Linked DNA regions of Homo sapiens: all the other regions are linked to region 1. Evidence: read pairs that join two places in POLR2A ChIA-PET (ENCODE). Cell type or tissue: OCI-LY7. All regions are shown on one strand. Each heading gives the region's core, and the rest is flanking DNA. Links, peaks and the distances in the headings are about the cores only. Region 1 has its middle 34 kb from the start of WDR38. Region 2 overlaps DENND1A (DENN domain containing 1A). Region 3 overlaps NR6A1 (nuclear receptor subfamily 6 group A member 1).

Region 1 (8,205 bases), core at 1,972-5,971:
CTGGGCATGGTGTCTTGCACCTGTAATCCCAGCACTTTGGGAGGCTGAGGTAGGTGGATTACTAGAGGTCAACACAGCACAGGAGTGCACACTCACAAACAACTGTGCAAGAGCATAAGCCTTAGAATCTGTCAAACCAGGGGTCGAACTTGGGGAATTTGCTTGGGGTCTGACCTTTCTCCTATTAAAATGGAGAAGATCATATTGTATATATTCTAGAGTTCGAGACCAGCCTGGCCAACATGGTGAAACCCTGTCTACCAAAAAATACAAAAATTAGCTGGGCATGGTGGCACGTGCCTGTAGTCTCAGCTACACGGGAAGCTGAGGCAGGAGAGTTGCTTGAACCTGGGAGGTTGCAGTGAGCCAAGATGGCGCCACCACACTCCAGTCTGGGTGACAAAGCAAGACTCCATCTCAAAAAAAAAAAAATAATAATAAAAAAGTAAAAAAAAAAATTCATGATCAGGCATTGGAAGGAACTGATGGTGTGGAAAAATGAATGGGGTAGGTGGATGGGAGATTAAGTACGCTGTTAGCTGAATGGGAATTGGAGGCCGGGCATGGTGGCTCATGCGCGTAATCCCAGCACTTTGGGAGGCTGAGGTGGGAGGATCACTTGAGACCAGGAGTTCAAGACCATCCTGGGCAACATAGTGAGACCTCCTCTCTACAAAAAATAAACAAAAGTAGCCAGGCGTTGTGGCATGCAAAAAAATAAAAATAAAAAATAAAGAGTTTGTTATGAGAACTGGCATTGTTGCTACACTGCCGATGGAACTAATTGGAGTGGTGAGCTGTGCAGAATCCAACTGAGACTGAAAGCCAGACCCCGCCGAGTGGAGAAGACAAGCCAGGTGTTCCCAAAGGTGTTCAGACACTAGCCTCGGCCCCTTCCCTGCCTTCCTGTGCCAACTGCAGAGAGAGGTGCAGGGTACACTCACTCCTGGGTCAGAGAATGTGGGGCCAAGGGAAAGGTAAGGAAAAAAAAAAAAGAAAAAGAAAAGAAAGGCTGGCAGGGTGCTGTGGCTCACACCTGTAATCCCAGCACTTTGGGAAGCCAAGGCAGGTGGATCACGAGGTCAGGAGATCGAGACCATCCTGGTTAACACGGAGAAACCCTGTCTCTACTAAAAATACAAAAAAAGTAGCCAGGCGTGGTGATGGGCACCTGTAGTCCCAGCTACTCGGGAGGCTGAGGCAGGAGAATGGCATGAACCCGGGAGGCGGAGCTTGCAGTGAGCCGAGCTCGTGCCACTGCACTCCAGCCTGGGCGACAGAGCGAGACTCCGTCTCAAAAAAAAAAAAAAAAAAAAGAATGCTTTCCTAGGAAAAAGAGCGTATCATGGAATTGGGGAGGGGACCTTGGAGGTCGCATAGTCCCATGTGGCCCAAACTGCAGTCATTCACAACCCCTCTTGGTGATTTTTCCCATTTCCCTTTTCCAACTTCAGCATGACTTACTGTTTCTCTTTCAGATGATTCCATTCTTTTCACTAAAATGATTTTAGTAAAATTAAAGGAAACTTTATTTAAAAAATGCTTTTAAACAAATGTTTAAGGAGGAAGATGTATATTACAATAGTAAAAAGAAAGCCAGTGGCAATGACCACAAACTGGGATGCTACATTGACAACAAGCACCACAGTTGCCTTCCAATACAGACTGTATCCACTAGCCCTCAGGCCCCATCGCCCTTCGTTAAAAAGGAAGATTAGAGGCCAGGTGTGGTGGCTCACGCCTGTAATCCCAGCACTTTGGGAGGCTGAGACAGGCGGATCACCTGAGGTCAGGAGTTCGAGACCAGCCTGGTGAACACGGCGAAACCCCGTATCTACTAAAAATACAAAATTTAGCCAGGTGTGGTGGTGCGTGCCTCCCAGCTACTTGGGAGGCTGAGGCAGGAGAATTGCTTGAACCCGGGAGGCGGAGGTTGCAGTGAGCCAAGATTGCGCCACTGCACTCCAGCCTGGGTGACAGACCGAGACTTCATCTCAAAAGAAAAAAAAAAAAAAAAGGAAGATTAGCAAGTGTTTACGGGACGTCAAGGGTACAGTGGACAGAAAGTGGCAGCAAGTGGACACTGTCCTCAATATACTCAGAGAGATGGAATGGATGGAAAGGGAACAGCTCTCTCCCATATGATTCAGGCCCTCACATGGCAGCTTAGAGGAGCTGTCTCAACTACTCATGGGTGGACTTGGATTAAGACCATCTCCACCCCCACATACACAGATGCACAGATGCCCACAGACACACTTGCTCAGCCAGACCTCCCTCCGCAGCCTCCCCCAGTGGGAGGCCAGATTTGGCAGACCTGGGCACTGTCCCTGTAGCCCCTGGCAATGATAGGGGTCCTGCTCTCCATAGACACACCAACCAGAAACATAACAGCAATGCCACTCCACCACTGCAGTGGCCACTGGAGCCACATCCTTCTCACCCTGCACACACCCCTGGGGCTGACTCTAGTCCCATGCAAGCCAAAATGGCTGGGCTTTGGGTGACCTGGATCATGACATCGCTCCTTGAGCCCTTCACCAGCCTGTCCCATCTGCTCCCCACTACCCCATTTTTCCTGGCTTAAGACCCCAGCCAGAGGTCCAGCGTGGTGGCTCACACTGGTAATCCCAGCACTTTGGGGGCCTGAAGCGGGAGGATCACTTAAGCCCAGGAATTTTTAGATCAGCCTGGGCAACACAGTAAGACCCTGTCTCTGCAAAATACTAAAAAATTAGCCAGGCATGGTGGTGCATACCTATAGTCCCAGCTACTCAGGATGCTAAGGTGGGAAGATCACTTGAGCCTGGGAAACAGAGCAAGACTCTGTCTTTTTTTTTTTTTAAAACGGAGTCTTGTTCCGTCCCCCATGCTGGAGTACAGTGGCACGGTCTCAGCTCACTGCACCCTCCGCCTCCTGGGTTCAAGAGATTCTCCTGCCTCAGCCTCCCACATAGCCGGGATTACAGGCACCCACCACCAAGCCTGGCTAATTTTTGTATTTTTAATAGAGAAGGGGTTTCACCACGTTGGCCAGGCTGGTCTTGAACTCCTGACCTCAGGTGATCCACCTGCCTCGGCCTCCCAAAGTGCTGGGATTACAGGCTTGAGCCACCATGCCTGGCCACTAATTACTATTAATTTATGAGTTTACCTGCTTCACATCCATCTCCCCTCTGTGAGCTCTGTGAGAACAGACCTCGTTCCCCACTGTGTCAGCACCCAGGAGATTCTCAACGTATGTCCTCAGATAACCAACTGATGTATGTTGAAACCTTGGGCAAGTTCCTACATGAACTCCTGAGCCAGCCACCCTTGGCTCTGAAGCCATGGCCGCTGCACAAGCTACACTTCTTTCATTTATTTGTGCAGCAATATTTGTTAAGTCAGGTTCCACACAGAAATCTCTAGAATGCCATCTCAGATCATGGAGGCTGGAGAGCAGACAGGATATTAACGGCGACTCTCTTCATCTTGCGGTTCTAGGAAAATGAGAAAACCCATCTTCAGAGAAAAACACCTGCCTAAAAACCCCCACCCCAGTCTGCAACTACAAAAAAAAGCTGTGGCCTTTCTCTTGTCTGTGGCAATAACACTCACAGCACTGGATATGGCAGGCACACGGCTGGCTGTGCCCTGATCCAGTGTTCAAGGCAAGCCTGTGGCCCACAGAGGCTGAGGCCATAGAGCTCTGTGGGCTCGGGGGCTGGACAGGCTTATCTCTGACCTTTATCATCCTGGCGGACAACATCACATGCCAAAAAGAGCAGTCACCGGGCGATTGTGAGTAAGCTCTTAGCCTGAGGCTCAGTGCACGGTGGGCGTTCAGGAAGTGGTGGCCACTGTCAGGGTTGTGACCAGGTGGTTCTCTGCTCAGAGCATCTGCTCTCTGTCCTGGCAGGTCTGCATGTCATGTGCTGTGGGCTGTGCACCATGACACATACCTTCCGTGTGCCAGGCTCAGAAGCACCATGTTCAGCAAGTCCCTTCCCTGCCCTTGAGAGCCTGCTGGGAGCAGGGAAGCCACACTCAACCACACCCTCTCGCTGAGCTTTACTGCTGGAAGAGTGGAGAGCCCGGGGCCTCCATGTGCCTTGCTAAGGAGTGTGGGCTGCTCCCGGAGCCACAGGAGCCATGGGAATCCGCACAGGAGCCACGGAGCGGCCCACACCTCCCAACCAGCTTTGGATCAGGGCAAGGGAGCCTCCCCTGGTCACCTCAGGTGGTACAGTCCTCGAGAGGGCCCTCTCTGCTCTTTAGACTTTTTTCCTGCGACTTCAAGGTTCCAAATCTCCCCGTGGCCAGTGTGGGAAAGGAATGAGTAGGAACCATCTGCAGGAGCTACATCGTCCAAGCCTTTGCTCTAAGCCAGGTGTGGTGCTGATTCTTTATGGCACTATCTCATTGAATCCTCCCAGTAGCCCCATAAAATTGGTACCGTTGCTGCCCACATTTCACAAATGAGGAAACTGAGGCACAGGCTGCTACAGTGTTTAAGGCCACCCACACAGCTGGAAGTGGCTGAGCTGCAGTGCCACCCTCTCAAAAAGCTGCACCAATCGTCCTCGACCTCAGCCCACATAGGCTCATGTCAGAATCACTGGAGAGTTTCAAAAGATGCTGGTGCTCAGACGCCACCCTGGACCATATACCAGTCCGTGGGAGCGAGGACCAAAATTTGGAGGGTTTTATTTAGTTTTATTTATTTGTTTATTTATTTCGAGACAGGGTCTCACTCTGTTGCCCAGGCTGGAGTGCAGTGGTGCAATCATGGCACAATGCAGCCTCTACCTCCCATGCTCAGGCTATGCTCCAGCCTCAGCCTCCCAAGTAGCTGGGGCAACAGGCACACACCACCATTCCCAGCTAAGTTTTTAAAATTTTTTTATAGAGATGAGGTCTCACTATGTTGCCCAGGCTGGTCTCAAACTCCTGACCTCAAGCCATCTTCCTGCTTTAGCCTCCAATGTGCTGGAATTACAGGCATGAGCCATGGTGCCCAGCCGTTTTGGGCGGGTTTTATTTATTTATTTAGAGACGGAGTCTCACTCTGTTACCCACGCTGGAGTGCAGTGGCGAAATCTTGGCTCACTGTAAACTCTGCCTCCTGGGTTGAAGAGATTCTCCTCCCTCAGCCTCCTGAGTAGCTGTGATTACAGGTGCACACCACCACACCCAGCTAATTTTTGTATTTTTAGTAGAGAGGATTTCACCGTGTTGGTCAGGCTGGTCTCGAATTTCTGACCTCATGATTTGCCAGCCTCGGCCTCCCAAAGTGCTGGGGTTACAGGCATGAGCCACCGTGCCCAGCCTAATTTTTGTATTTTTGGTAGAGACAGGATTTCACCATGTTGGCCAGGCTGGTCTCGAATTCCTGACTTCAGGTGTTCCACCCACCCCGGCCTCCCAAAGTGCTGGGATTACAGGCATGAGCCACTGCGCCCGGCCCATTTTGGGTGGGTTTTAAACGCTCCCCAGGAGATTGTGCCATGCATTCCAGGTAGAGGCCCCCTGCCCATCACCCTCCTGGCACTTGGAAGGAGCACCCCGCAGCTGGTGTGGACCCGGCATGGCAGGGCGAATCTGGGGGCTGATGCATGCACCACAAGTCAGAGAAAGAAGAGGTGTATCGGATCCCAGGCTGTACCCAGGAAAGCAACCTCTGGGTTGGCTGCCGCAGAAGAAGAAACCAAGAGAGCAGGCCCTAGCCTGGCGTGATAGCCTTTCCCCCCATGGGGTGTCTTTATGAGTGGGGGTGTTCCCAAGGCACAGAGCACAAAGGCTCCCTCTGGCCCCAGGCAGTGCCCAGACACTGCCCTGCCCACTCAGCCTACATCCGGGGCCAGCCCCTCAACCCCCCACATTCCTGCAGGGACCCCGTGAGGCAGGAACAGACAGGGCTTTCAGAATGCGCGCCTGCTGGTGGGATGAATTATCACCGAAAATTATCTGCCATGAGAGCCGGCTGGCATTTCACGTGCCAAAGGTTGGCTGGCCCCTCCCCGGCCCTGGCTGCTTGGCTCCAGGGCCCTCATTCCAATTTTGCAAGGACAGAAACTTTATTCTCTTCCATGAGAGGCCTCCGCCCCTCACCATCTGTGCAGATCTTCCCTCTCCCAGCTGCCCCTGACCCCCACTCAGGGCCAGAGCCTTCCTTCCTCATGGCTCAGCACCAGGATGGATTAGACAAGGGTGATTCAAAAGTCAAGTTTCCCAGGTCTGTTTAAGCCACAGATTTTATTGATGGGGAAAGTCACTGCTACTAACATGTCCAGCCCAAATCTGTTGTAGTTTTTCTGCATGAGTCCCTGACAAATGCAAACAGCTGCTGCAGCCTGGGCAAGCTCATTTTGGAAGGAACTTGTCCGAGTTTCTTGGAGCCCAACAGCCTTCAGTTTGAATCCTGGTTCTGCCACCTACCACCTGTGGAACCTATGCTTGCTGCTTGATGTCTCTAATCTCTGGTTCCTCATTGTTTTTTGGGTTTTGTTGTTGTTGTTGTTGTTTTGTTTTGTTTTTGTTTTTGTTTATTTTTTGAAACAGGGTATTGCTGTGTCCCCCAGGCTGGAGAGCAGTGGCGTGATCTTGGCTCACTGCAGCCTCTGCTTCCCTGGCTCAAGTGATTCTCCTGCCTCAGCCTCCCGAGTAGCTGGGATGACAGGTGCCCACCACCATACTTGGCTAATTTTTGTAATTTTAGTAGAGACAGGGTTTTGCCTTGTTGGCCAGGCTGGTCTCAAACTCGGGACCTCGCCTGGGCCTCCCAAAGTGCTGGGATTACAGGCATGAGCCACCGCACCCCAGCTAGCTTCCTCATTTGTAGAATGGGAGTGACAACCTTGATCTCCCAGGAACATTGTGAGGTTAAAATGAGGTCATGGACATGAAAAAAGTCCATAAATGGGAACATAGAAGGCACTTGGAAAAATGAGGCAGGATGCAACGTACATGATATCAAAGACTGACTTAGGGCATCACCCTCGGTCTGACCTTCAGCATCTCAGGTTGGGGTAAACCCAGAGTGAATTGTTAGCAAGCACAGGGATATCTTCACAAGTGATGCCTCTCCTTTGTCCAGAAAGAGCAAATTTCATTCATCCATGTGTCTACTCAGGTTGTTTAGTAGTGACTATCTATGTGAGCTGCCCAGTGCAAACAAGGACTCAGCGATTAGCAATGTCTGCTGAGAATAAGAAATTAGAGTGGTGGAATGTATGCTACATTTTGCCATTTCTATTATAGAAAGTATTATGTCTAAATAATACTTCCACTCTAGCTCTTACCTGGATTTGTTGACAGCCTCCACACTGATCTTTCTGTTTCTTATATCTTCCCATCCTTTGACCCTCAACTTCCACTGCTGGAGTGAATTTTCTGAAATAAAAATCTGACCAAGCCTGATGCAATGGCTCATGCCTATAAGCCCAGCACTTTGTGAGGCTGAGGTGGGAGGGTCACTTGAGGCCAGGAGTTCAAGACCAGCCCAGACAACACAGCAAGACTCCATCTGTAAAAAAAAAAAAAAAAAAAATGTTCATTAGCTGGGTGTGGTGGCACGCACCTGTAGTCCCAGTTACTTGGAAGGCTGACGTGGGAGGATTGCTTGAGCCTAGAAAGTTGAGGCTGAAATGAGCTCTGACTGCACCATTGCACTCCAGCCTGGATGACACAGTGAGACCCTGTCTCTTAGAAAAAAAAAAAATCTGGGCTGGGCACAGTGGCTCACCCCTGTAATCCTAGCACTTTGGGAGGCTGAGGTGGGTGGATCACTTGAGTCCAGGAGTTCGAGATCAGCCTGGCCGATGTGGTGAAACCACATCTCTACTAAAAATATAAAAATTATCGGAATGTGGTGGCACACGCCTGTAATTCCAGCTACTCGGGAGGCTGAGGCAGGAGAATTGCTTGAACCAAGGAGGTGGAGGTTGCAGTGAGCCGAGATCATGCCACCACACTCCCACCTGGGTGACAGACAGACTCCATCTCAAAAAGAAAAAAAAAAAATCTGTTCCTTTGTTTTAGTCTTTTCTCAGTTTGCTATAAAGAAATACCTGGCCAGGCACGGTGGCTCACGCCTGTAATCCCAGCACTTTGGGAGGCCAAGGCAGGCGGATCACAAGATCAGGAGTTTGAGACCAGCCTGACCAACATGGTGAAACCCCATCTCTACTAAAAATACAAAAATTAGCTGGGCATGGTGGTGGC
Region 2 (8,205 bases), core at 2,165-6,164, 1.1 Mb before region 1:
CTTGGCAATCTCAGCTTTGGGAATCTCTCTTTGATTCCTGGTGTCTGGGTCAGAGGCTCCTCCAGAATTCTACAGAAATTCCTCATACCATGTGGTCAACCAGAATGGGCAGGAAAACAGAAGCTCTTATAAGAGGAAAATACTCACCAACAATGTGACTGCTTCAAACAACATGACCCTTCTCCACCCTTCCAGTTTCCAGACAATACGTCCCCTATCCACCCTTTCAAGTTTCACCTAGCATCTATCCCTGCTCCTCTGTCTGTATCTCAGCCAAACATCTATAATAAAATGCAAATTTGCCATGAACTAAAACTACAACTCTTGCAAAGGAGACTGGATTTTATGAAGCCCATGTTGGACATGCTGGATACCTGCACAGAGTTGAGGCAAAGTCACTGACAAATGAAGACCTGGCTGTATTAGACCACTTAACAAGACATGAAGAGAAAAATCAAGAAAAACAAGGATAGTAACACAACAGTCACATCAAAAGAAAATGATTTCAATATGAAAGGATAAAAGAGACCTTCGGGAAACTGAAGTCCTCAAATACTTTTGGAAAAAAATGACTCCTTTTATGATTATGCTGTGAAAGTCAACTATGAACTGTTATTAAGTCAGAAAAATTATAACCTCCTCTCCCCACAATACTTGATGCATTATTCTTTCTAAGAATTACTGCATTGTTGGAATTAAGAGACAGAGTTTGTTGAGGTAAATTTATACTTTTTTATACTTTTTCTAGATAAAATCCTAACCTTTTCCTCATTTTTACTATGAGCTTTTGGTCCCCATTTAAATTGATGCATTTTATTCCCAGAATATGAAGACCTCCTGGGCTTACTAGACATTAAAACTCCCCATCGTTTATAATACGTGCTTGTTTGCCTGTCTTCTCCATTGGTGTCAACTCCATGAGATCAAGGACGGTGACTGTGTATTGACTATTTAACCCCTAATTATTCCTGGCACATGTGAGACATTCAATAAATCATAGCTTACCTTGACAGACGTAACTCATCTCTATAGGTTCTATTAAGGCCATTAATTACCACTAGAGCTACAGAGTAACAGTCAACCAACTCTAGTCGGGACGTGGGGATCCAAATTTAGCAGGCAGCATTTGGGTTTGGAAAATGACCTGGTTTTTAAAAAACAATTCCTGCAAATGTCCTGCTGGAGTCTGGGATAAATAATGAGTATAGAGCAAGTGATTATTCAAAGTAGATCAAGGAATACTTACAAACAAGATTTCTTGCCCTTTGCCCATCTCCTCAACACAAGTAAACCCCACCATCTACTCTTTTTGTTCCCATTTCAATTGCTATGTAAAAAGTTCACAAAACCAGGCTGATGACAATCATCTGAAAACCTAATTTTTCAAGCACACGTGAACCCTTAAAATTGTTCAAGAATCCTCTAATCTGCAGTGCCACAGGCCTCCTGTTGCCCACCCCCTCCAGTCTGCTCCAAACATTTTTCCTCTTCTGTCCCTCTCTTCAGAAGATACTCTTCTCTCCAAACGCACCAAAGAGAAAAGCTTTCACATGAGCTCTTCCACTCCTATACTTCTCATTCCTTTCCCTCTCCCTCCTAACTCGAGGTGAGAAGGAGGAAAGACCCCAGAGCCCAACTGCACTGCCTTCTGTAAGACACATCTTCTCCCCTATTATACTCAGCCAGCAAGCATTCCCACCTTTAAGCACAACAGAAATCACTCATGTGTGCTGGTCTATGATTCTCAAACCACAACCTTAGCACCAAGGTTATATGTGGTTCCTCCCTAAGGGAAAAGCACACCTCATCTTCCTGAGATAACCACATTTAGCTTCAATGAACATTTTTACAGAATTTAAAACTGAGACGTTTCCAGTCCAAACATCACACATTTCTAGATGATTCATTTTTCAAATGTTCCATCAATGGCATCTACCCACATATTTTCCCATGCTTATTAAGACCCACCAGTATATGCCTGGCCCTCTGCTAGGTACATGGGGGAATAAGGCCCATGTCTCAGTATCTGGGGAGCTCACAGTCTAAAGAGGAAAGCAGACACACTGGCAGATAATGTCAGCAGCACTGGGTCAGTGCTTTGATAGAGGTTCACAAAGGGAACACAGAAGAGATTCTAGAAAGTCTTCCAAGAGGAAGTGACACCTCACTGATCAGCTTGACACTGATTGCAAAGTCAGGAGACCCACCTGGGTTTGAGTACCAGCTCTGTTACTTACTGGCTGTGGCCTGAGCCATGCTCTTCCTTCCCTACATGTGAAATGGGAATATCTACCCTCACATGGTTCTTTTGAGGCTGAAACATATGTAAATGCACCTATCACAGTGCCTGAAACTGAGTACAATTTGTTTCACCCTGATAATACCGTACTCTTTGATAACATCAAAAGTCAAAGCAACCTCAATAAGAGAAAAACACAATCCTCTTTGGGAGCTCTAAGCCAGTCTCACCCAGTCTGGGCATTCTGCTTTGCTCACAGCTGCTAATCTCAAACTGTAAATTGATTACGATATTTAGTTAAGCTCAAGAATCTCTGATTTATGTCCATAATTAATGTCCCATTGTGATACCTATTATATCTATGCAGGAAAATATATGTACTGAATGAGTAGAAATATTAATTTGCATTATGAAGAAACACCAAAAACTCCCATAAAACATCTGTGCTTATATAAATCTACCCAAACATACACTTGGATTTGATTTTGGAAACAAGGCTCTTTTCTTTCTTGATGGGCATTCAATAATTGTTGCTTTTAGAGAGTGGCTTTGTCATCTTATTTCTATGAGAGTATTACTTTGATTGAAGGAGATTGCTCAGGAGGAAAGCACAGAGGCACTTTTCTGTTATCACCGGTGAAGTGTTGGTAACATGAGATCTTTGGAATAATGGCACCTGCACTGACAATTCAGTGTAATTCTCAATATTTTCCATTGAGCCCAGGCAGGGTGAGCACATAGGCCTTTCATCATTTTCCTAGGAGAGTTTATGATGCTGCCTACTCCTGTATTCACACACCTGCAAGACTTTCCCCATTCAGAGTATCTTATTTTATGGTTTAAATTACTACTGTAATATAATGTAATGGGTTAGTGAGGTTCTAACTAAGGCCCACCCTACTGGAGCTTTCATAGCCTAGGAAATACACTGTCTCTACTAGAAAAAAAAAAAACACAACAAAAGGAAGAAATGGCTACATGAGGATCCGTGTCCTACTTGCAGTAATAAACAAAAAAATCAATGATCCCAGTCAGATGCCATTTGATATTAACCTCATTTTAGGGCTAGAGAGTAGAAGCTAATGCAGTAAGGGGGGAAACTAGGTATCAAGTGTTAGGTGCTTTGAAATATTACTCTTCATAACTCTGTGAGATGAATTATCCCATTTTACAGATGAGAAAATTGAGTCGTAGAGAAATGAAGTAATTTCCCTAAGATGACACAGCTACTAAAACCACAGATCAGACACAAAACCAGTCCAGCATGATTTCTCAGTCTGACCTGCTCTAAACAGTACAATAGTAGTATGATCACGTACAATGATAAATCCTGAGATTAGGATATAAAATCCTTACCTTGTGGTTCTCACTGTAGTGCTTGATAAGATAAAGGAAAGCTTGCCTCCAAAAGCCCCTCGGCTCCAAGTGTTCTGAGCAATCTAACTCTGGCTGCCTCCCAACAATTCAGCGTGTTTTCTTACTTTGCCAGCTCCAGGGACACTAGTCATGTGTCAGCTCTTTATTGCTTCAGGAATTAGTGTACATGTTATATTCAGAAACACAAATATAAATAGCTCAATTTAAAATGTTTTAATCAAACACAGCAGAAGAGTATTTTAAGTTTCCAGTGTTTCGTGTCAAGACCCAGTGCCTCTGCTATACCCTAAATGCATATTTTTAAGAACTTTTTCTAGAAAAACTATGGCCTATGTCTTAGATTCTTAAACAGACTGTGTTGCCTTTTTTAATTTAAAGTATAAAGCTTTAAATGTATGCTTATGGTGACAATTAAGGAAATGCTAGATTAGACAGGGCATCAGCTTTCCACAAATAGTACTCATTTAAGTTCATTTCCACCCCAGATCTCTGCTTGAATGTTATATCATTCAATCGCAAATCTCTCTATAAAAGTGTCTGGCTGTCTCTTAAACCCATTTACGCTCTATGCTTCAATGCCTTTCCTTGGCAACTTTTTCCATATGCTTAACTTCTTTCAGGGAAGCAGTTCTGTCTCAATTCACAGAACAGCACACCAATCAACACAAGCAGGCAGGCAGGTAAAGAAAGGAAGAAGGAGAGACGGGCACACAGAGAAAGTAGGATATGAATGAAGCTAGTCCAATAAAAGTAATGTTTTAGGAGGCAGAGTTTTAGCCCAAAATAAAATGAACCTCGCACCTACCCCCCCAGCGATCAGAGAGCTCTGAACTTGAATTTATAACCCAAACACTCTGTACCATATGCAACTTGAGACACACAACTGGTGGCACTACTGGGGATTTATGACTTATGACTTGTTCATATTTAATTTGTAACCAAACACTTCCCCTTCCTCTTAGCTACCTTAGAACTCTTGATTAACTCTTGTTTCCACAGGTCAGAGGTTAAATAAAGGAAGGGAAGCATTCTGGGGTGAGATTGCCCAGAGCACCACATCCAAGAATGACCCTGTGCAAGGAACATTAAAATAAGCGATAAGGCCAGAGATTGTTCCAGACAGCTGATGTTCAAAGCCTCCTTCGGGTACAAAGCAGAACCTTTCAACTAGAGAGCTGGCAACAAAGACAGACGGGAAACTGGTCTGCTCTCAAGTTACCTTTAGTGACGAAGCAACTCTTTCACTGAGAAGTTTTTCCCAAAATGTTTCTGAAAATGAAACCGAGGGGTTTTTAGAGAGAGTAAAGCAAGAATTTGTGCAAGGCAAGCAGCCCTTCTTCTTGCTTCACTCTGCCATGGGATTCTGTCTGGCCCACCAGATTCTCCTATTCTGTGGAAAAGCTTCACGGCTATCTAATTTTGCAGCAGACCTGGGTCAGGCTGAGGGAAGCAAAATTATTTGTACACAATTAATTACATGGAAGCCCAGCAATCCTGAAGAGGACTGAATCTATTCAACTACAACTACAAGATCCACCTAGGTGCAAGCACATTGACTGCTGTGCACCAAACCGATCAAAGTATTAGAAGTAGAGTGGTAAATATTTTAATAGTAGTGGAGACCATTTATTCAGGAATTTACCAAATGCCAGGAGCATTACATGCCTTTGCTTATTTACTCATTGTAATTCTAGATAGGGTACCATCATATCCCCAGATACCGAATGGCAAAACTGACACCCAGAAAAGCTAACTTGCTCACAGTCACACAGCCACAAAGTAGATGAGGGTCGAATCCAGTTCTGTGTGACTTCCTATACTAGTAAGTACTTTTCTGGAAAAAAATCCCTGGGAATGGTTTCAGTAAAGTGTATGTTACACAGTGATTATACTTTACATTTGATTAGCTGTTGTCAAAATGAGATAATAATTAAGCTCATTTGTGTTATAGACAGCATTCATTCACTCATTCATTGCCTAATATATATAAGTCAGGCACTGAGTAGAGAGTGGAATATGGCATAACTTCCACTAAAGTTGGTCCCTGGTTTAGATTTGTGCGAGAAGTCATCATGGCATTAGGAATGATCTGATAGAGGCAACAGGCGCAGAGCTTGGAAAATGTGGTAAGTAATGGTTGGGCCGCCCTGAAAAGAGGTATGATGCGCATTCCTTCTGTACCCAAATCACACAGCAGCCACAGCATGAAATAGGCAGGTTTCTCAAATGAACCTTTCAACAGAACAGAGGGCCCCAAACACGAGGAGGCTGAAGAGCTGGGAATCCACGACAAGGCACCCAAAGCTACAACATAAAATGCCACTGGTCACTCTCTGTTGAGACCCTGATGGAATTCTTACCCTCAGCCACTCCCGATTTTTAAAATAACCTTTGTACAGATGGCACTGCTTTATTATAAGCCATGAAAAGCAGTCCATAATGTTACAAAACCCTAATTTGTTGTTAAAAAAACTCCCTCAAATTAAGGCTGTATTTATAATTTTCAAAACAGAAACCCTAAAAACTAAATTTTAGAGAAAAGATGCTCAGTCAGCAAACCTCCTGGCAGAAATATGTTTCTCTGATGTAAATTCTTTTTTGTTTTTTCCGAGACAGAGTCTTGCTCTGTTGCCTAGGCTGGAGTGCAGTGGCGTGATCTCGGCTCACTGCAACCTCCACCTTCCAGCTTCAAGCGATCCTCCCACCTCAGCCTCCCAAGTAGCTGGGATTACAGGTGCATGCCACCATGCCCGGCTAAATTGTGTATTTTTAGTAAAGACGGGGTTTCATCATATTGGCCAGGCTGGTCTCGAACTTTTGACCTCAAGTGATCCACCTGCCTTGGCCTCCCAAAGTACTGAGATTAAAGGTGTGAGCCACTGCACCTGGCCTCTGATGTAAATTCATAAACTCATATAGGATTGAATGAATGCAGGAAAGTTGCCTTTTAATGAGTTACTACAAAAAGTAGAAAATTAAAACGAAGGGCAGAAAAATGTACGCATGAATCATTTTTACTATGTTTTTACCGGCCTTAAATATTGTGACAATTTTTTTGGTAATATATTTTAAATGATAGTTCTTTTATTACTTATAACAGCACAACACACACATGCACACACACACTTCTCTAAACATGTGCTAAGAGAATGGCTAGAGAGATTACAGCAAATCCAGGCAACAGAAAATTATATTTTAGATTATTTTTAATCATATGGGAAAATGTCCATAAAATAATAGTGGTTGAAAAGAATGGCCAGGTGTGGTGGCTCACGCCTATAAACCCAGCACTTTCAGAAGCCAAGGCGGGTGGGTCACTTGAGCCCAGGAATTCAAGACCAGCCTGGGCAACATGGGGAAACCCTGTCTCTACAAAAAAATACAAAAGTTAGCTGGGTGTGGTGGCGCCTGCCTGTAGTCACTGTAATCCTGTATGCCTCAGCTACTCAGGAGGCTGAGGTGGGAAGATGGCTTGAGTCCAAGAGTTGGAGGTTCCAGTGAGCCAAGATCGCGCCACTGTACTCCAGCCTGAGTGACACAGCAAGAGTCTGTACCAAAAAAGAAAAGGGAAAGGGAAAGGAGGGAAGGAGGGAGGGAAGAAAAGGAGGGAAGAAGGAAAGGAGGGAGGGAGGGAGGGAGGGAAGAAGGAAAGGAGGGAGGGAGGGAGGGAGGGAGGAAGAAAAAGGAGGGAGGGGGGAAGAAGGAAAGGAGGGAGGGAGGGAGGGAGGAAGGAGGAGGGAAAACAAGGGGTATACACCACTATGTGTCACATGCCATCATATATGCTCCTAGAAAGACCAGAAGAAAAGACAAACTAATAGTGGTTTTTCTAGATTATGGGATTGTAGAAAATCTTTTTCTTCTGCATTCTTTTCTGTGTCTTCTACAGCTTATGTATTGAGCATGCAGTGCCTTAAAATTTAAGAAAAAAAAGTTGCCTGTTAAGTACTGTTATTCATAATTGAAAATACTTGAAAGCAACCTAAATGTATAATAATAGAATGATTACAATATATTATGAACTATCAAAATGATGGAATATTATATATTCATTAAAATCAGACTATAGAAGAATACTTAACATGGAAAAACATTTACAATATATTTAGATATAAAAGCAGGCTCTATAATATATACGAAGGATTTTTTCATTTTAGTTTTTGTGTTTTCCTATATTCTCCAAACTTTCTACAGTCTACATGTATTATTTTATTAACTGTTAACAAAATATCCCCCCTCCTTTTCTTTCTTTAAAAAACAAACAAACAGCCACAGGTATGATTCCCCGCTGGCTACCAACTTCCAAGTGGTCTTGCCGAAGGGCTAGGGAGGTGGATTGGTCAGAGAGAATAGAATGAAGATGCAACAGCCCTCCTGCTTCTGTGAGTGAGCTTAGTAACTGTGATGACCCAGTTCCAAAATGGGCTTTCTGGATGAAGCGGAAGTTTGTACTCTCTAACAAACTGGTCACACGAGAGCCTCATGCTCTTCCTCCTGTGCCATGCTTATCATGGATCTCAGTTCAGGGCAAGGATGGTGTGCTAATAAGGTTTTCAGTGACCTTTCCTTAATGTGGGTACAGTCAGCCT
Region 3 (8,205 bases), core at 2,241-6,240, 250 kb before region 1:
CTGGCACAATGAATGCTATAGAGAAGATACACAATTTGTTGAATGAATGAATGATCAATAAATGAACAAATGGTATGGCTTGGTGCAATGTTTTCCAAATTACAAGTCATAACCCACAGCATCATGTTTGGAAAAAAATGAAATGAAAAATATCAAGTGCATCATATGTACCGAGAAAGGGTAAAATTCCGTGAAACTTCAGTTTCAATTAAAGTGTGTGCATTTGTGTGTCTGTGATGTGCAAGTGTGCAGTGGAGTACTGGATCACAATGTATGTAGAACTGTAAAAAGTTTTAAACACATTGGCCTAGCATTTCAGACATACTAATATAAACTCCAGCTCTGCCACTTGCCAGTTTTATAATTGTGGGTAAATAATTCAGTTCTCTTAGTCTAACTATTAACTGTAAAATACAAATAATATTAGTACTTACCTCATACAGATTTGCTAGGGATGAAATGATACAGTACAAGATGCTAAGAACATGTACATGGTGCTTACTATGTACCAAGTTCTGTCCTAAATTTGTTACACTGAATCACTCACTCATTCCTTACAACTCTAAACAGACAGTCCCCTGCTTATAGAGTTCAACTTAAGGACTTTTCTACTTTATGATGGTATGAAAGTGATATGTATTCAGTAGAAACAGTACTTCCAATTTTGAATTTTCATCTTTTCCCCAAGCTAGCGATATATGATATGATACTCTCTTGCAATGCTGGGCAGCAGCAAGCCGTAGCTCCCAGTCAGGCTGGGGTGGGAGAATCATTTGAGGCCAGGAGTTCTAGACCAGCCTGGGTAACATAGCAAGACCCCATCCCTACGAAAAATAAACAAATTAGCCAGGCATGGTGGCACACACCTATATGGTCCTAGCTACCTGGGATACTGAGGTGGGAGAATCCCTTGAGCCCAGGAATTTAAAGCTGCAATGAGCTCTGACTGTGGCACTGTACTCCAGCCTGGATGACAAAGCAAGACGCTGTCTCTAAAAAAACCAACAACAACAACAAAAAGAAAAATTCATCTTAAATAAAGCTATAAATAGTGCTTTAATTTAAAAAAGTCTTTGATATAATTCAACATTATAAAACTTTTAGCAAACTAGAAACAGAAAAAAAATTAATATGATAAAGGCTATCTGAAGAAACCTATACCAACAATCACACTGAATCATAAAATGTTTAAACAAAAAAGTGCTTTTCTTTTGAGACTGGATATAACACAAGGATGGCCTATGATCAGTACTCTACCTTTATTCAACACTGTAGGGAAGGTCCCAGCCAGTGCAGACAAAATAAGAAATATATAAAAATTAACCATATTTCTATACCATGCACAGAAATGAAAAATTTTAAAAGATGCCGTTTACAATAGCATCAAGAAATATGAAATACCCAAGGTGTAATCTAATAAAGAGATACAAGATCTCTATGGAGAAACTGTAATATACTTATTTAATATAAAGTACTTCTAAGATAAGCTGAAGAAGGTTTTTAAGTAAATGGAGGGATATATGACGCTCATGGATTGGAAGAGTCATTACAGTAGAGGTCTATAGATTCAGTAAGGTCCCATTCAAAATCCACACTCTGTGTGTGTGTGTGTGTGTGTGTGTGTGTATAACTTGACAAGCTAATTCTGAAATGTATACGGAAATGCAAAAGAACAAAACTAGTACAGACACTTGAGAAAAGACAAGACAATCTACCATACATCAACATTTATTTTAAAGCTATAGTAATTAAAATGTTTTACTGGCTCAAAGATAGATAAATAGACCAAAGGCATGGAATGGAGAACCCTACAACATAGCCATGAATATATGAATATTTAATTTATGAAGATGGCATTGCAGAGCACTGAGAAAAAGACAAGGCTTTTCAATGAATTGTGATGGGGCAATTTGATATCTATATGGGAAAAAAATGAAACCCAATTCTACTATAATTTAAGACCCAAATATCAAAGGCAAAATAATATATCTCTCATTAGATAATAAAGGAGAACATCTTCATGACCTTGAGTTATAAAGAGATTTTAAAAAAGAAGTCAGAAGGCCAGGTGTGGAGGCTCACACCTGTAATCCCAGCACTTTGGGAGGCTCTGGCGGGCGGATCATGAGGTCAGAAGATCAAGACCATCCTGGCTAACACGGTGAAACCCCATCTCTACTAACAATACAAAAATTAGCTGGGCATGGTGGCACGCGCTTGTAGTCCCAGATACCCAGGAGGCTGAGGCATGAGAATCGCTTGAACTCAGGAGGCAGGGGTTGCAGTGAGCCGAGATCGTGCCACTGCACTCCAGCCTGGGCAACAGAACGAGACTCCGTCTCAAAAACAAACAAACAAACAAACAAAAACAATTAAAAAAAAAGTCAGAAGCAGCACTAACCATAGAAGAAAACATTGATAAAATGGCATTAAAGTAACAAAATTTAATAGAGTGAAAAGGCAAGCCACAGCATGGGAGAAGACACATGCAATACACTACCTACAAAGAGCTCATATTCCAAAATACATAAAACTCCTATATAAGAATAAGAAAAAGGCAACCCAGTAGAAAAATGTGTGAGACTTGAATAGGTGTGCCACAAAGGAGGTTAAGCCACATAATCAATAAACTTATGAAAAGATGTTCAAACTTACTAGTGATCAAGGACATGCAAATTAAAACCACAATGAGATATTACATAGCCATCAAAATGGCTGAAATTTAAAAAGACTTCAAGTTATGATGGCAATGTAGAAAAACTAAATTTCATATATTGTTGGTAGGACTGTTTGTTTACACAATCACTATGGAAAACGGCATGTCACTATTAAAGTGGAAGAGACATCTATCCTATGATTCATTCCCAGGTATATACCCAATACAAAATGCATATACATGCCTATCAGGAGGCAAGTTCAAGGATGTTCACAACGGCATGCTTTATAAAAGCCCTGAATTTAAAATAACCCAAATGTTCATTGACATTACTACAGATGGTATGCGTTCAACAATGAAATACTATACAACAGTAAACATATCTGAACTACTGCAACAACACAGATGACTTGTACAAACAATGGGCGAAAGAAGTGCGAAAGCAAAGAATAAATACTATAGGATTCCATTTGTATTAAGCTTAAAACAGGCAAAGAAGGGAAAGAGACATACAGTGTTAAGAGTACGGTGGTAGGGAGAAGCTTCTGGATCCTGGCAGTGTTCTGTATCTTGACGTGGGCGGTTGCTTTACAGTAAGTCATTAAGCTGTACATTTGTATTTTATCTATTTATCTTTAAGTATTAATATTTCATAATTAAAAAGCTGAAAATAAAACACAGCAGAGCACTCCAAGAAAGGGAAATGATATCAGCAACGGCAAAAGGAAGGAAAACAAACGCAAGGTGTGTTTGAGAGAATTGCATAGAATATTGATGTTGCATAGAGACATCTTACGGAGGAATGGTGGGAGATACATCTTGAAAACTGATTTGGAATAGACTGCAATCGATATTATCCTGCTGAGAGAAAGCTACTGAAATGTTTGAACAGGAGCCTAGAAAGGGCTTGCTGACCGACTGGACCACAGAGGAGAGATGAAGAGAGGAGGGGATAGGAAAGTGGCAGAGAGGAACTCAAGGTTCTAAACCACGTGGCTGTGAGAAATGAGGCAACACTAACAGAAAATTGGAAAACAAAAGCTGAGTGCGGGGCAAAAGTAATGGCTTTAGTTTAAAGAGAGGACAGGCCGGGCGCGGTGGCTCACGCCTGTAATCCCAGCACTTTGGGAGGCCAAGGCGGGCGGATCACGAGGTCAGGAGATAGAGACCATCCCGGCTAAAACGGTGAAACCCCGTCTCTACTAAAAATACAAAAAATTAGCCGGGCGTAGTGGCGGGCGCCTGTAGTCCCAGCTACTTGGGAGGCTGAGGCAGGAGAATGGCGTGAACCCGGGAGGCGGAGCTTGCAGTGAGCCGAGATCCCGCCACTGCACTCCAGCCTGGGCGACAGAGCGAGACTCCGTCTCAAAAAAAAAAAAATAAATAAAAATAAAGAGAGGACAACGGGCGAGTCAAGTGGGAATATTCTAAAGGCAACTACTTAGGGGACAATGGTCAGGGCTAAAATGAAGAATCTGGGAGTCCTCAACACACAGAAGAGTTGAAGCTATGGGAACAGATCAGAACTCCAAGGGGTGGGGGTTAGGGGGTCAGAGAATGTGGAGAAGCAGCAGCAGGATAAAACAGAGAGGGGAAGCTGAGACCTTAGGGAAGTAAAGTGAGATGACATGGTCAAAGAAGAAAAGGGTAGAATATAAATCCATGATTATCAGAAAGATAAGGGACAAAAGGATTCCACAACGAAGACTGCATTGTCAAATGCAACATCAAAACATATGAGGGCCAGGTGCGGTAGCTCACATCTGCAATCCCAGTACTTAGGGGAGGCAGGAGCAGGAGGATAGCTTGAGCCCGGGAGTCGGAGACCAGCCTGGGCAAGACAATGAGACCCTGTTCTCCACAAAAAGGAAAAACAAACAAACAAAAAAGTGTGCAGAATAAAAAAGGCTCAAAGGTCACTATTGAGAACCACTTTGGTGAACTAGTTAGGACAAAAACCATACTGACTTAAAAGTGAGTGGTAAAGAAATAAAATAATTAGCTATACATCATGATCCATTGGGAGTGATAGAGAAAATACATTTTGTAGGAGGCAGCAAAGATTCAAGCAGATGCTTTTTAAAAATTTGCTTTTTTTTTTTTTTTTTTTTTTTAACTAGTACAGAGTCATACGCATTTAAAAAAGAGAAACAGGCTGGGCACGGTGGCTCATGCCTGTAATCCCAGAACTTTGGGAGGCCAGGGCGGGTGGATCACGAGGTCAAGAGATTGAGACCATCCTGGCTAACATGGTGAAACCCCATCTCTACTAAAAATACAAAAATTAGCCAGGCATGGTGGTGTGTGCCTGTAGTCCCAGCTACTCTGGAGGCTGAGGCAGGAGAATCCCTTGAACTTGGAAGGTGGAGGTTGCAGTGAGCTGAGATGGCGCCACTGCACTCTAGCCTGGCAGAGCAATACTTCATCTCAAAAAAAAAAAAAAAAAAAAAAAAAAGAAACAGAGGCTGGGCGTGGTGGCTCATGCCTGTAATCCCAGCACTTTGGGAGGCTGAGGCGGGCAGATCACCTGAGGTCAGGAGTTCGAGACCAGCCTGGCCAATATGGTGAAACCCCGTCTCTACTAAAAATACAAAAAATGAGCCGGGTGTGTGACAGGCACCTGTAATCCCAGGTAGTTGGGAGGCTGAGGCAGAATTGCTTGAACCCAGGAGGCGGAGGTTGCAGTGAACCGAGATTGTGCCACTGCACTCCAGCCTGGGTGACACAGCAAGACTCTGTCTCAAAAAAAAAAAACAAAAGAAACATAGAAACAGTCTTTTAAGAGGAGAATGAAATGTAATCATGTAATCAACCCATGCTTTCCAAATAAAAACTTGCATGAAAAGTAAGACAAGTTAAACATTTGTGTATCTTTTTCTGTATTTTATTTTTATTAAGAAAAAAATTAAGTGACTTGCCCAGGGTTAGAAAAGCAAAGTGATTCACCCAAGGACACAGCAAATCAGTGATGGAACTGAGTTTTAACCTTATTACTCTTCAAAAGATAGACTTCCCATTACATAAACTACCTCCTGTGAAGGTGGGGGAAGAGAAGGATGGTTGGTATGGCAGGTATCAAGACTGAGCCTCAGGCCGGGCACAGTGGCTCACGCCTGTAATCCCAGCACTTTGGGAGGCCGAGGCGGGCGGGTCACGAGGTCAGGAGATCGAGACCATCCTGGCTAACACGGTGAAACACCGTCTCTACTGAAAATACAAAAAATTAGCCAGGCATGGTGGCGGGCGCCTGTAGTCCCAGCTACTCAGGAGGCTGAGGCAGGAGAATGGCATGAACCCGGGAGGCGGAGCTTGCAGTGAGCCAAGATCACGCCACCTCACTCCAGCCTGGGTGACAGAGCAAGACTCCATCTCAAAAAAAAATGAGCCTCAGTGCTGCTGCTGCATCACCCATCCCCCCCTTTAAGGAAACAAAGAAATGACAGGAGTCACAACAAAATCTGTGAAACAGAGAACTACGTGCAATCTATCTTGTAAGTGAGCACAACACACCCTCCCCTTCTAGCAATCGGTTCTACCTTAATTTGGTTAAACACAGGACAAAACCTGTTACAAAAAGGCTTCATACTCTCATACCTTCACTCAGCCTTGCTGTTACAAAAATACCTCCTCCACCCCAGGAAGGGCATTTTACCCATTCCAAGGGCTCAGGTTACGCAAATTACATTTGGAAACCGATTTTTATCAAAACCTGCTTTTCAGACTGTGATGAAGGCCAGATTTAGGAAATGGAGAATACAGCCACTCGCTTGACCAAAATTTTATTGACAACTAAGGCAATCTGGAACTTGCCTGGCTAAAGGGTATTTAAAACAAAAGGGATCTGTTTCAACTGGATTACTAGTTCCAACTCTCTGATCAGTTGTACATTCTAAGGACTGACTCCAATCAGTTTCATGAGGTTGCCACTATCTGAAATGAAGGCCTCAGGCTGTACAGCAGAATTGAAATTGGGAACAGGTACCCTCAAAATTTCATTTGCAAACACAGAATTTAAACACAAATAATAAAAAAATCATCGCACTGTTCCTCTATTTACATACCATGTCCATTCCACCGCACATACTACTATAAAATTCCATTTCCAAGGTCACACATGGAGTTCCTCAGAGGACATTTCTAAAAATTGACATCAGCTGAATGAAAACAAGTGAGCAATTTACAAGACTGATGGACTATTTGGGAGTTATTCTTACTGATCACTAGTGTGAAAGGAAAATAAAAGTCTGGGAGCCCAATTTACTATGCCAAAGGAAAAAAAAATTAAGCTGAAAGTTGAGTCATGCAAGAAGCTGCCTTTCCTTTTGTTCCTAAGCAGATAGCTACAGATAAAATGTTACCTATCTCCATGGGCAGCAACTCTATGTTCACCTTATCTTAAGTAAAGTGCTGATTTACTGAGATGAATACATAATTGACTATTCCCCTAGCTGCTCCTTTTCTCTTGCAACATGTGGATTCAGTAATGTGACCATACCTTTCCCCTTTCCCCTCCAGCCTGCTTTTCCCGTTTCAATTCTAAAACCCTCTTTGGAGAAAGGCACAGACCTGTCTACTAGGCGTGTCCTTAAACCTTGGCAAAATAAACTTCTAACTTGATTGAGACCTGTCTTTGATACTTTTTGGTTTACACTAGAAGAAAAAATGAGAAAAAGACAAAAGAAAATGTTACTGATGCCATTAACTGTGTAGGCCTAGAAACAAACTACAATGAACTGAAATGAATCCAGGAAAAAGGCTACTCCATCATCTGACTTCTCAACTGTAGGTGAGGGCAAGAAAACAAAAATTCAGAAGACAGTCCTTAATTCCCTTCTTATCTCCTCTATGTGGGGATCTCTGAATTAGAAACTAAGCTGTTATTTGTAATACAAGGTTTTCATTTTCATAGCAAACTTAGGTTTTCTAGTTGGAGAAATCTATTATTTGTCTTATGTCACTGGAAACTTTTAAGGATTCCTTGTTTACTTGGTGGGGGGTGGGGGGGCAGGGAAACAGTTGCTTGAATCTAAGGCAAAAATATAAATCGTTCTCAGTGGAAAAAATATACAGGCATTTCATTCATAGATAGCTTGGATCCATGCACTGTATCTAAACAAATAAGTATTTTTGAAGTTGGAAGTATAAAGCAGACATTGATTATTTAAAATTCTTACTTCTTGTCTCAAATCATTGCAACATTTACTCACTGAATAAATATTTGAGAGCCCCTCTATGCCCTTTATGTATCTCATGGCAGTGGAGGAGATGGACATCAATCCCATAATTTAAATACAGAGCAGTCAATACTAAACTAGCAAGAGACGATGTAGTGGACACTGAAGAGTGAATGAGTCATTCTGGAGATAGATGGGGAGGCAGAAGGAAAGATTATCTAGAAGAGGTATCACCTGAACTGAGCCTTAGAGTAGAAGTATGTCAAAAAGAATTTCAGCCAGAGGGAAGAGTACAGACAAAAGGGCTTGCTGGCTGTGGGTATTTAACTGTGTCTTAGGAGTGGGTTAGTTGAGGTAGTGGGAGATGAGGAGAGC

Evidence for each region. Peaks named below come from ENCODE experiments on the same cell type or tissue, not always from the same donor. Only the 100,000 strongest peaks of a DNase experiment are listed, where the experiment ranks them.
Region 2: POLR2A ChIA-PET joins it to region 1 with 5 read pairs; 1 of 35 experiments calls an interaction of 5 or more read pairs at or near these places.
Region 3: POLR2A ChIA-PET joins it to region 1 with 7 read pairs; 3 of 35 experiments call an interaction of 5 or more read pairs at or near these places.

What each region holds. Positions count from the first base shown.
Region 1 is chr9:124,814,961-124,823,165 of GRCh38, forward strand. No RefSeq gene overlaps it. Among named protein-coding and RNA genes, the nearest start is that of WDR38, 34 kb to the right of the region's middle. In OCI-LY7, for the core only: no CTCF peak of the experiment used is centred there; DNase peaks (open chromatin) are centred at 3,531 and 3,871; H3K4me3 peaks cover 1,288 bases; H3K27ac peaks cover 1,330 bases.
Region 2 is chr9:123,682,818-123,691,022 of GRCh38, forward strand. The region is part of intron 5 of DENND1A (DENN domain containing 1A); the gene reads right to left. Among named protein-coding and RNA genes, the nearest start is that of MIR7150, 200 kb to the left of the region's middle. RefSeq lists an enhancer at 2,025-2,074. In OCI-LY7, for the core only: no CTCF peak of the experiment used is centred there; no DNase peak of the experiment used is centred there; H3K27ac peaks cover 430 bases.
Region 3 is chr9:124,563,085-124,571,289 of GRCh38, forward strand. The region is part of intron 2 of NR6A1 (nuclear receptor subfamily 6 group A member 1); the gene reads right to left. Among named protein-coding and RNA genes, the nearest start is that of NR5A1, 60 kb to the left of the region's middle. In OCI-LY7, for the core only: no CTCF peak of the experiment used is centred there; no DNase peak of the experiment used is centred there.